Linked DNA regions of Homo sapiens: region 2 is linked to region 1. Evidence: chromatin loops called from intact Hi-C (ENCODE). Cell type or tissue: prostate gland. All regions are shown on one strand.

The links. Peaks named below come from ENCODE experiments on the same cell type or tissue, not always from the same donor. Only the 100,000 strongest peaks of a DNase experiment are listed, where the experiment ranks them.
Region 2: a loop joins it to region 1, with 2.5 times the contacts of the local background. A loop is called at or near these places in 12 of 110 quality-filtered maps.

What each region holds. Positions count from the first base shown.
Region 1 is chr9:21,092,462-21,097,461 of GRCh38, forward strand. No RefSeq gene overlaps it. Among named protein-coding and RNA genes, the nearest start is that of IFNB1, 17 kb to the left of the region's middle. RefSeq lists enhancers at 3,862-4,131, 4,029-4,323. In prostate gland, no CTCF peak of the experiment used is centred here; no DNase peak of the experiment used is centred here.
Region 2 is chr9:20,978,274-20,983,273 of GRCh38, forward strand. FOCAD (focadhesin) reads left to right here. Exons shown (of 44, transcript NM_001375567.1): 37 at 66-181; 38 at 3,153-3,413; 39 at 4,084-4,173. Among named protein-coding and RNA genes, the nearest start is that of HACD4, 51 kb to the right of the region's middle. In prostate gland, no CTCF peak of the experiment used is centred here; DNase peaks (open chromatin) are centred at 2,938 and 3,348; H3K27ac peaks cover 1,114 bases.

The DNA.
Region 1 (5,000 bases):
TTTATCTGTCAGAGCACTTAATCATAGTTTAAAATTCCCAGTCTGATAATACCAACATCACTGCCATGTCTGGTTCTGATGCTTGCTCTGTCTCTTCAAATTCTGTCTTTTTGTATTTTAGTATGCTTTGTTATTTTACTACTGCAAATAGGCCTTTAAAAATGTGACAGTAAGGTATTAGGAAGGGGAGGTGTTCTCTAGTCCTACCAGTAGGTCTCTGTTTTTAGTGAGCCTGTGCCTCTGGACTGTGAACTTCGAAAGTGTTTCTGTGTCCTCCCTCCCCCTTTAGGTGGAGCAGGATGGCTAGAACTGGCTGGAGTTGGGTATTTTTCTTCCTTCAAGTCAGTTGAAAATAGGCTCTAATAAAACTCCAGGAGATTAGATTCTAGTCAACTAGCTTTTTCTGACTGCAGACCTTGTTAAGAGGAATGGAGTGCATCCAAATATTCTCACCTTTATTGCTGGAAGCACTAGAGAATTTTTCTCTGATATTTCCTGTGAGAACCAGCTAAATCACCTAGACATAAAATGCAAAAAGTATGAGGACCCTCCTATAACTAAGTCCTCTTGAGTTTTTAATTCTCAGTTGTCCACACTGAGCCTTCACCAATTCATCAATTATAGTCCAGGTTTTCCTGGTTCCCTTAGTGGTTTCCACTGGTGAATCTCTGTTCTGGTTTAAGCTATAACTCTCCAGATTTGCCTGCCCGTTTCTCCAATCTTGGAGGTAGTAATTGTCTCTGTGTCCTCACTTCTCATGGATCCAAACAGAGTTTTTGGATTTTACGTCTGTTCAGCTTGTTAGGCCAGAGTGGCCATTTCCAAGCTCCTTACATGTAGAAGTGGCTATAATTGAATTTTTAATTCAATTAAGAGGATCAAAAAACCAATGAAAACTATTATATTACTACATAGTTATTTCTAAATTGAGAGTGATTTTTTTTTAACCTTGATCACCAATGAAGATTAATCAACTTCTCTCATTTTTTATTTTTGTAAGTGAGCAGGGGACATTTAAGCACATGGTGGGTGGTAAGCATCATTAAGGTGGGAAATCAGACTGCAACAGGATGCTATAAAGGCCAGGACAAGGCAGTTATTTCTTTCACCTGATAAATACACAGTCATTTATTTAATGAATATTTATTATTAATTAATGTATTAATGAATATTAAGTACTTGGTAAATAATATTTATATTTTTATAGGATATTTAATAATATATATTGAGCATTCCATAAATAGAAATAGTGAATATTAGAATATTATTGGGCTATTCTAAAAATGTCTTTCAAAAAAGTTATGCTGTTGGCTTGATATATGTATTGTGCATTGTTTCTGAGTTTATTCCAATGTATTTTATGCTTTATTATTGTTATATTTTGAAGAGAAAGTTATTTTTTCATTACCTGTTCTAATTTTTAATGGGACCAATTTTCATTACATTTCAGGTATATGTGTCTTTCTGTTATTTTAAGTGAACATTTAAAACTTCCTGAATTATAATACTAATATGACAAATATCAATAAATAGAAACACATGAGCACAATCTTTTTGGATGTGTCCACAATTTTTAAGTGTCGATGGCTTCTGAAACCGAAACAGTTGAGAACTGCTGATGTTGATAAGATTTACAAGAGCCTATTTAGGTGGTTAATTTGGCATATAATAGTATTAATCTCTAGTTTTATTGGTTGTCTTCTCTAAATCACAGGAAAACAAATGTGGAATTTTCCTGACCATGGGTAGTGACTGTGGTGTAGCTTCAGATTGCATTTGGAGAAAAGTCCATTGGAAAAGCATGGGGAAGGGAGGTAATGAGGACGCAAAAGGCAGAAGAGCTTCGTTCAAAAACAGTACCCTCCACAATAATAAAATGAAGGGTAATCTCACCAAAGTCTTAATTACATTGGAAAATTTTGCTCAGTGACCAAGAAAGTTCCTGTGAAACTTGGGAATTACAAAGGAAAAGCCTAAGTTCAGGGGAAGGAAAAAGAAGAATTGTTTTTCTCTCTTCAACCTGCTGTTTCCCTCTCACCCTCATTCAGTTCCTGAAGCTGCTTCTTTCCATGCTGGGCTTTATAACCGCAAGCCAACAGCTAGTTGGGTAGGGAATCCACCTTCAGACCTCCGACCTCGTGTGAAGAGGCAGAGCATGCCGCTGAGATCTATGTGCCACTGGTTTCAGACATTTCTCTGTTCCTTTTCCCTTTCCCACATCCTGGATGTCTTGTCATAGTCAAAGGCCTTTGACTAGATCCATTCGTTAGTTTCCGTTCTGTCACCTAAGAATCCAGGAGAGACTAGGCCACTTCACGGGGGCTCTGCCTGTCTTGTTAATGTCGGGATTCCTGACATGATATTAAAATAACGGCACCTTGGACATTGAGAAAACTGCAGAATCAAGAAGGTCATTCACTGACTTTGTCTCACCTTTCTTTGTGAAAGCTGGTCATAAGATAATTATCTGTCCTATCTCCCCTGAAAGTATGTCGTAAGACCCCCATGTGACAGGTGTCCTTCCCTGCTTCTGGAGGAAAGGAATAAAGACACAGGGACACCAAGAATAATCTGAACAGCAGGCCTTCCTAAGTCCCCCCTCAGTTTATTAACAATACTTCATATCCCCTTTGTGTCCAATATGCTTTTACATGACTGTCCATTTTTCATTAAACCTAAGCATAAAAATAGACAGTTTCTCTGGGTCTTTGGATCTTCATTTCTAAAGCCTCTTGTCTCCCATGAAAATTAGTTTAAAAAATTAGTTATGGTTTTCTCTTGTTAATCTTCTTTTATTATAGGGGTATTAACCATGAACCTAGCAATAGGTGAGAAAAGGCACTACTTTTTTTTCCCACACTAATGACAACTTCTGCCTTATGCAAACACAACCAGAGGGTCCTACAGTCTTCACCGCCAGCCACAGTTGGAATGGTCTCATCAATGGATTGATGGCCCAGGGACGCACAAGGGCTGTGCTGAGGCTCAGGAAACAATCCCCCAAAATGACGGCCACAGAAGCAGCCTCAGAAGCAAAACTTTCTCTGACTTTCTCCTGCCCTTCTCTCTGTGGCCCCTTATTCTCTAGAATCTCTCTAGAATCCCTCTTCCCAAGGCAGGCCATAGAAACCAGAATTCCCTTCCCCAAAGCCAGCCATAAAACCTAAACATATTACTTCAACCTCCTCCTTGCCTTTCTGTGTAAAAGCTGACCATAAGGAAATTATGTGACCTGCCTTATCTGATGGTAGAATATAACTCCATTCAGAGAGGGCCCTGCCCCATTCCCAGAGTAAGGAATGTTGCACAAACAAACCCAGAAGAATCTAGACAGACAGGCCTTGCTAGGCTTCCTCACTCAGTCTATTAGCATTAGATCATGCCCTTTTTGTCCAGTCATTTTTCTACATAGCTGTCCAATTCTTCATTAACCTAAGCATAAAAATGGTATCTTTGGGCTTTCATTCTGAAGGCTCCCATGTCACATGAAACTACTATACAATTAATTTGTATGGCTTTTTGCCTATTAATCTGCCTTTTGTCAGATGATTTTTCAGTGAAGCTTCAGAGGTCAAAGGGCTAATTTTCCCCTGGCCCCTACAGCTGCCCACCCAACATTTCTTACCAGGTGCTACCTGGACTCCCTCTGCTAGAAGCTCCACATTGGCCCTATCCAATACAGTCTTCAGTCACCCTCCAGCCTGGGTTTACTTTTCCCTTTGGATACCAGGCATTTCTCTGAGCTGTATGTTATTTAATCCTCACAACCATACTCAGGGGTAAATGCAGCCAGGCCTAGGGTTAAGAAGAGAATACACAGACAACACACTTACAGCAGCTGCTGAATAAGCACCAGCTCCATTCCCTTCACAAACACGTGGACATGTCTATTTTTGGTTTTTCTGTGGGTGCTTCCTATCTTGGAAGCAGTTTCTGGTGCTTCTACAAAGTGAAACCAAAACCCTGTACATCATTAAAACTTACAACCAATTACATTTTTATTTCATCATCAGGGGCTGTACGATGAACCAGGTGGTGCAAAAATAACAATGAGGGTGATGCAACAAGTGAAAAGGAAACTAAATGTGAATTGTCGAATTGGAATTGAAGAATGGAGCGGGTATTCCCCTTTGCCCTGGTGCTTGCCTGAGGCAAGTGCTGCTTATCTTCACAAAGCAGAAGATTCTTCTGGCTGCCTGGAAGATGCCTCTGTTATTTTAGTGAAAACATTTAGCTCCTCGAAAGGTAGAGAGAACCAAGAGGTAAAGTGTGCCATTGTAGACAGCTGGTGTGTGTGCCAGGTAGCAGTGCTTCTGTCTACATCCTGGGATATTTGCTGCGAAATGATTGGCTCAGTCACCAAGTGAATGGCTCTTTCTGCCTCTCCCTTGTGAGTAGTTGAGCTGGCATTAAAAAGTTCCTGGCTAGTTCTTTTGAAATTACCTCACCTTCCTGCAGACCTAGAACATTAGGGAATAATCCTCTAATCAGTTTCAAATAGGAGAGCTCACATGTAAGCAGCCTTATTTAAGTGCCAGGCATCATTCTGAGCATGTTATATAAATTAAACAATTAATCCTCACCACAGTTTTATGAGGTAGGACTGTGGTTATCTTAATTTTACAGATAAGGGAACTGGGCAACGAGAGGTCTGTTTCCTTTCCCCGTTATGACATCCCAAAATAGCATTTTGCTCCTTGAGTTCTAGTAGGAACATTCAAGGCCTGGTTGGCCTTTCCCATCTCTCACTCTGGACCCCTGGAGGGAAGAAAACTTGGTCTTATTCCTAGCTCTCATTTTTCACTTATTTCTTATTTTTAGAAAATGTGCAATTCTGCCAACTCTTTGCTTTAGCTCTTGCTTTCAAATGACTTGCACATCTCTGTCCTTTCTCCCCTTTTCCAAAATTTTCAATGTCATTTGCATCCTTCCATCAGTTCTAAAATGCTAGTTACTTGTGGATGTCTCTCCATTTTACGCCCTGTTCTGAGCCTATGGCT
Region 2 (5,000 bases), 110 kb before region 1:
TAAAGCCTGAAAATGAGTCAGGAAAGTAACTATATATTCAATTCTTTTCCTTTCTTGACTTTCAGGTGAAGAGATCCAGCAACTGTGCCTTGAAATTATGGTGACCCAGGCACAGTCATCCCAGAATGCAGCTGCACTATTGGGCTTGTGGGTGACACCACCACTGATCCACAGTCTGAGTGTATGTAGTAACTAAGGGTGTTGGCCAACAGGAGGATATTGTTCTTTAGGAGGATATTAACATTCATTTGGGTGTGTGTTCTCAAAGTCAAGAGGAGACAGATGAGATCTTCACAAAAATCGAGGGTTTGATAGTAGCTGGCCTGCATATTGGAAAATTATATAGTTCAGAACCCTGCCATAGCCATTACCGTTCATGCTTTAGCTACCATTTATTACCAAAAGTGGAAAATGATGATCAGAGATATTAAAGTTCCTTTCTCAAGATCATATAGCTAGAAAGTGGTGGAATTATTTGAACTTATGTTTATTTGATTATATAGTATATGTAATTATTTCAGTACATATTAAGAGAAAGGAAATCCATATGTACCGGACTTATCCATGTATTATCCTTCCCCTTTCCCAGAGGAGGCAGCAATTAAGGTGGGCCATGATTTGGTTAGGTATCACATCAAGGGGACCAGGGGATGTAGGTGGGAGAGTGTAAGTGGAGAGCATGAAAGATCTCTACTAGGCTGTTTAGCTTGAGCAAAGCGTTGAGAAAGCAATGACCGAGTCTGGTGTTTTTGATAGAGGGGGCTAGCACCTTTCACGTATAGGCCAAGGGCAGATAGGAAGAATAGGGCAAGAGAGTTTAAAGATGTAAAGTTAGTAAAGATGTATAATTTTGATTAGGTTTCAAACTAGAACAGAAAAACATATTCCATGATTCTTTAGAGGTTTACCAGTTGATGTAAGTTAAATGCTGTCATCTTTTAATTGTCTCCATAATCTGGACTATTCTTCTGTCCTAGGAGGCTTTAATTGTTTGAGAATAGTGCAAAGCCCTCTTATCATTTCCTCAGTCTCTTGGCCTTTGTCCCTATTCAGCCTTGTTTCTGTTTTTTTGTTGTTGTTTTTGAGACAGTTTCTCGCTCCATAGCCCAGGCTGGAGTGCAGTGGCAGAATCTCGACTCACTGCAACCTCCGCCTCCTGGGTTCAAGTGATTTTCATGCCTCAGCCTCTCAAGTAGCTGGGACTATAGGTGTGCACCACCGTGCCCATCTAATTTTTGTATTTTTAGTAGAGATGGGGTTTCACCAAGTTGGCAAGGCTGGTTTCGAACTCCTGACCTCAAGTGATCTGCCCACCTCAGTCTCCCAAAGTGCTGGGATTACAGGTGTGAGCCACCACGCTGGGCCTGTTTTTGTTTTTTTAAACCTTTCCTACTCCTCCTCACTGTCTTTAATTGAAAGTGGATGTTATCAAGGTCTGCATCTTTCTGTCAGGTATTAACTTCATTCCACCTGTCTGCTCCAAGTGGCTCCCAGCTGCCTGCCACTTACTGAGCCCTTGCTGTGCACCTGGTACCTGCAAGCACTCAGTGAGTACTTACAGAAATCAGACTTAATTTCTCTACAGCCTGACGGGACAGTTTTAAAAGTAGCTTTGTTGAGTTATAATCTATATAGCCTAAAATATGGCTGTTTTAAAGTGTAAAATGTGATGAATTTGAGTACCTTTACAGGTTTTTCAATCATCACCAAGAATATTTCCATCACCTGACAAGTTCCATTGTGCTTGCTTGTAGTCATTCCCCACTCCCAGCTTCAGACCCAAGCCACCACCAATCTGCTTTCTATTTGTAGTATTGCCTTTCTAAAATAACCTTTATTTATATAATTTTATATAAATTATATATAAATTTCATATAAATTTTTGAAATTCTTTAGAATGGAATTATACAATATGAATTTTTTTATGTCTGTCTTGTTTCATGTCTGAGAGATACATTTTATTATTTCCATTTTAACAGAATTATAAACTGAGGCAAATGGAGGTCAAGCAAAGTTTGCCTAGCTAATAAAAGAGAGAGCTCTATCTATCTGAGTTCAAAGCCCTGTTCTATTCACTCCTTCTTACTTTTGAATCAGACCTATTTCCAGCCTGTTGGGTTGGCCTTCGAAATTTTCCTAAATTTTACTTATCCTTTCATTTATCTTTTAGATCTGTGCTACTCTGTGCATTTGTCTTTGATTATTTATCTTTATTGTTATCTTGGTTAATAAATTAAGTTTGTGAGTTCATTTTCTTAAATATAGAATGATCTGAGATGGCATATTCTTTAAAATGAGGTCTTGAGAAAACTCATGCAACTACACTGATCTTTTTAGAAATTTGCAGAAAACATTGTTCCTCTGTCCCTCCCCTATTTTTGTGTGCTATCTTGAAAAAACAAAAATAGCACACAAAAAAGTTTTTGCCAGATTTTACTTTTTAGATCACTTATTTTGCCAGATTTTATTTTTAGATCACTTATTTTAGACTTGCTGCCCCTTTAGTAGCATGTTTATGTTCCTAAGAATTTTTGAAGCCCACTTGGTTGAAGTCTGTCATATAACAGAGCTGTTACTAACATGCCCTTTCTTGGCTCTCATGAACTCTAAGGTGCCTGGTCAGTTCTACGTGCTCAGCTGGTGGTTTTACTTTGGTCATAAATGGTCCCAGCATGTCACTTCTCCTTATTACTTCCTTATTTTTTCTCAGAAGAAGAAATTAATAGTATCAGATGCTCTGTTTAGTTGATTTTCAGCAGTTGAGCCTTTCATCTTCCAGAGCTTTTCTTGCCAGAGAATGTGACCTTTTAAAACTGAAAAGTAACTGTCATGTACTTTCAGAAGTAGCATTTTATTCCCGTCACTGAAACCTTGAAAACATCCAAGGTTTAAGCTGAGTAGTTCACAGATGGGTTGGCAGATCCCATATAAACACATGATTCACCCTGGATCAGAAGTAACTGCAGAAGCCAAAATTACATGCATTGGTGGCCCATTGGACCGTGAAGCTGTGGGAAAATGAAGGGGGAAGGAAGTAACCTGAACCTTTTATCTCTCAGTCTACCCTCAAACACAGTGATGATGTACAGGTTTTGAACATTGCAAACCCAGACTTGCCTATTTACATTCAACCCCTTCTGTTTTACTTCCAGCTGAATACCAAGAGATATCTCCTGATATCTGCACCTCTGTGGATAAAACACATCTCTGATGAACAGATCCTGGGTTTTGTTGAAAATTTAATGGTGGCAGTTTTTAAAGCAGCTTCCCCACTTGGAAGTCCTGAGCTATGCCCAAGTGCTTTACACGGTCTGAGCCAGGCCATGAAACTGCCCAGCCCTGCCCACCACCTCTGGAGTCTGCTCTCTGAAGCTACTGGGAAAATTTTTGACCTCCTGCCAAATAAGATTCGGGTGAGGAACAAAAATATTTACATTCCTGACAATTTATGTTTGGGATATTTTAAAGGCTTCTTGGCAAAGTGGGGAGGTGTATGTTTTAAGAATGTGGGTGGGAAGGCTAGCAAGAAATAACCACATTCTTTACTAGGAGTGTATTTGTTTCCAAGATCTAAATTGAGGTTGAATATTTAGAACCAAAGTTTTGAGCAAGCTTAGAAGCAGTTTAACCAGTGCTGCACCAGGAAATTTGCTATTAGGCGTTTTTACCAAATGCCTCTTGTAGAAGACGAGAAGGCTCAGAAGTCCTTACGCTTTACACCTGGAGAATCCGTGGGCATGAGTTCCCATATACTGTTTATATAAAACAATTTAGCATCGCCCTTCCCTCCCCCAAAAGACCTCTGAATTGTAATTTTACAAAGAGGTTAGAAATTTATTTGGGATGAAGGAATTTTGATAAGGAGAAAAATGTATAGCCAAAACAAAACAAAACAAAAAAACACAAAGTAACAGGAAAGATGTCTTCAAAATGATAAAAATTGGCCAAATGTTTTGGTTTGGTTAAAATTAAAATCTCATCAGCTGCTGTTCATGGGGATAAGAAAATCTAATAATTTGTCAGAACATTTTGACCTGTTATTTTACACTGTTTGTTGACATGTTTGGGATTTTTCTTTATCAGAGAAAGGATCTAGAGCTGTATATCAGCATAGCAAAATGCCTCTTAGAAATGACAGATGATGATGCCAATCGGATCGCCCAGGTTACTAAGGTAATAACATATCTTTCTATACCTTTTTTCATTATTGAGCCAGAAATTACGATTGAATAATTGATTTCAGTGTTTGGCTGAAGCAAGTTTTGCTTCATTTTTGTTATTGGTTAATTTCAGGAAACTATATTTCATTTACATTGTTGAGCCTCTTGTTCAGCCTACTAATGTGGTTGGTGCTTAACAAATGTTGTATGGATGGATAGATGGATGAATAACTTTTTAACCCGATTTCTCCCACTTTGTCCTTCACCTGATCCTATCCTTAGGAATGAAGAAGGTGGTTGATTGAAAAGCAAGCACTATTAGCCCTGACACAGGATAATTTATTTCCCACACCCATGCCCAAGTCAAACGATGAATGAGCAAAAAGTAGCATATCAGTAAAGTTGCCAGATTTAGCAAACAAAATGCAAGATATTTTGTTAAATTTGAGTTGCAGATCAATAATGAATCATTTCTTAGTACAAGTACATGCCAAATGACACACTTGTATTTGAATGGCAGTTTTGCATACCAACTAATACCAATGGTCTAGAGAACTGTGAGCTCCCTTATAGCTGGTGGACTTCGTGTCATTTATTTTACTTTATGGCAGGTTTGCCTATTCAATCAGATCCTTGAATTTCTGCATCATATGGCAGTGGTTCTCAGAATGTGGTCTTTGCATAAGTAGCATCAGCATCGCCTTGGAAATGATTAGAAATGTGAGTTCTTGAGCCCCCATCTAGGCCTACTGAATCAGAAACTCTGCAGACGGAGCCCAGGAGTCTATGTTTTAATTGTCTCTCCAGGTGATTCTGGTGTATCCTAAGGTTTGAAAACCA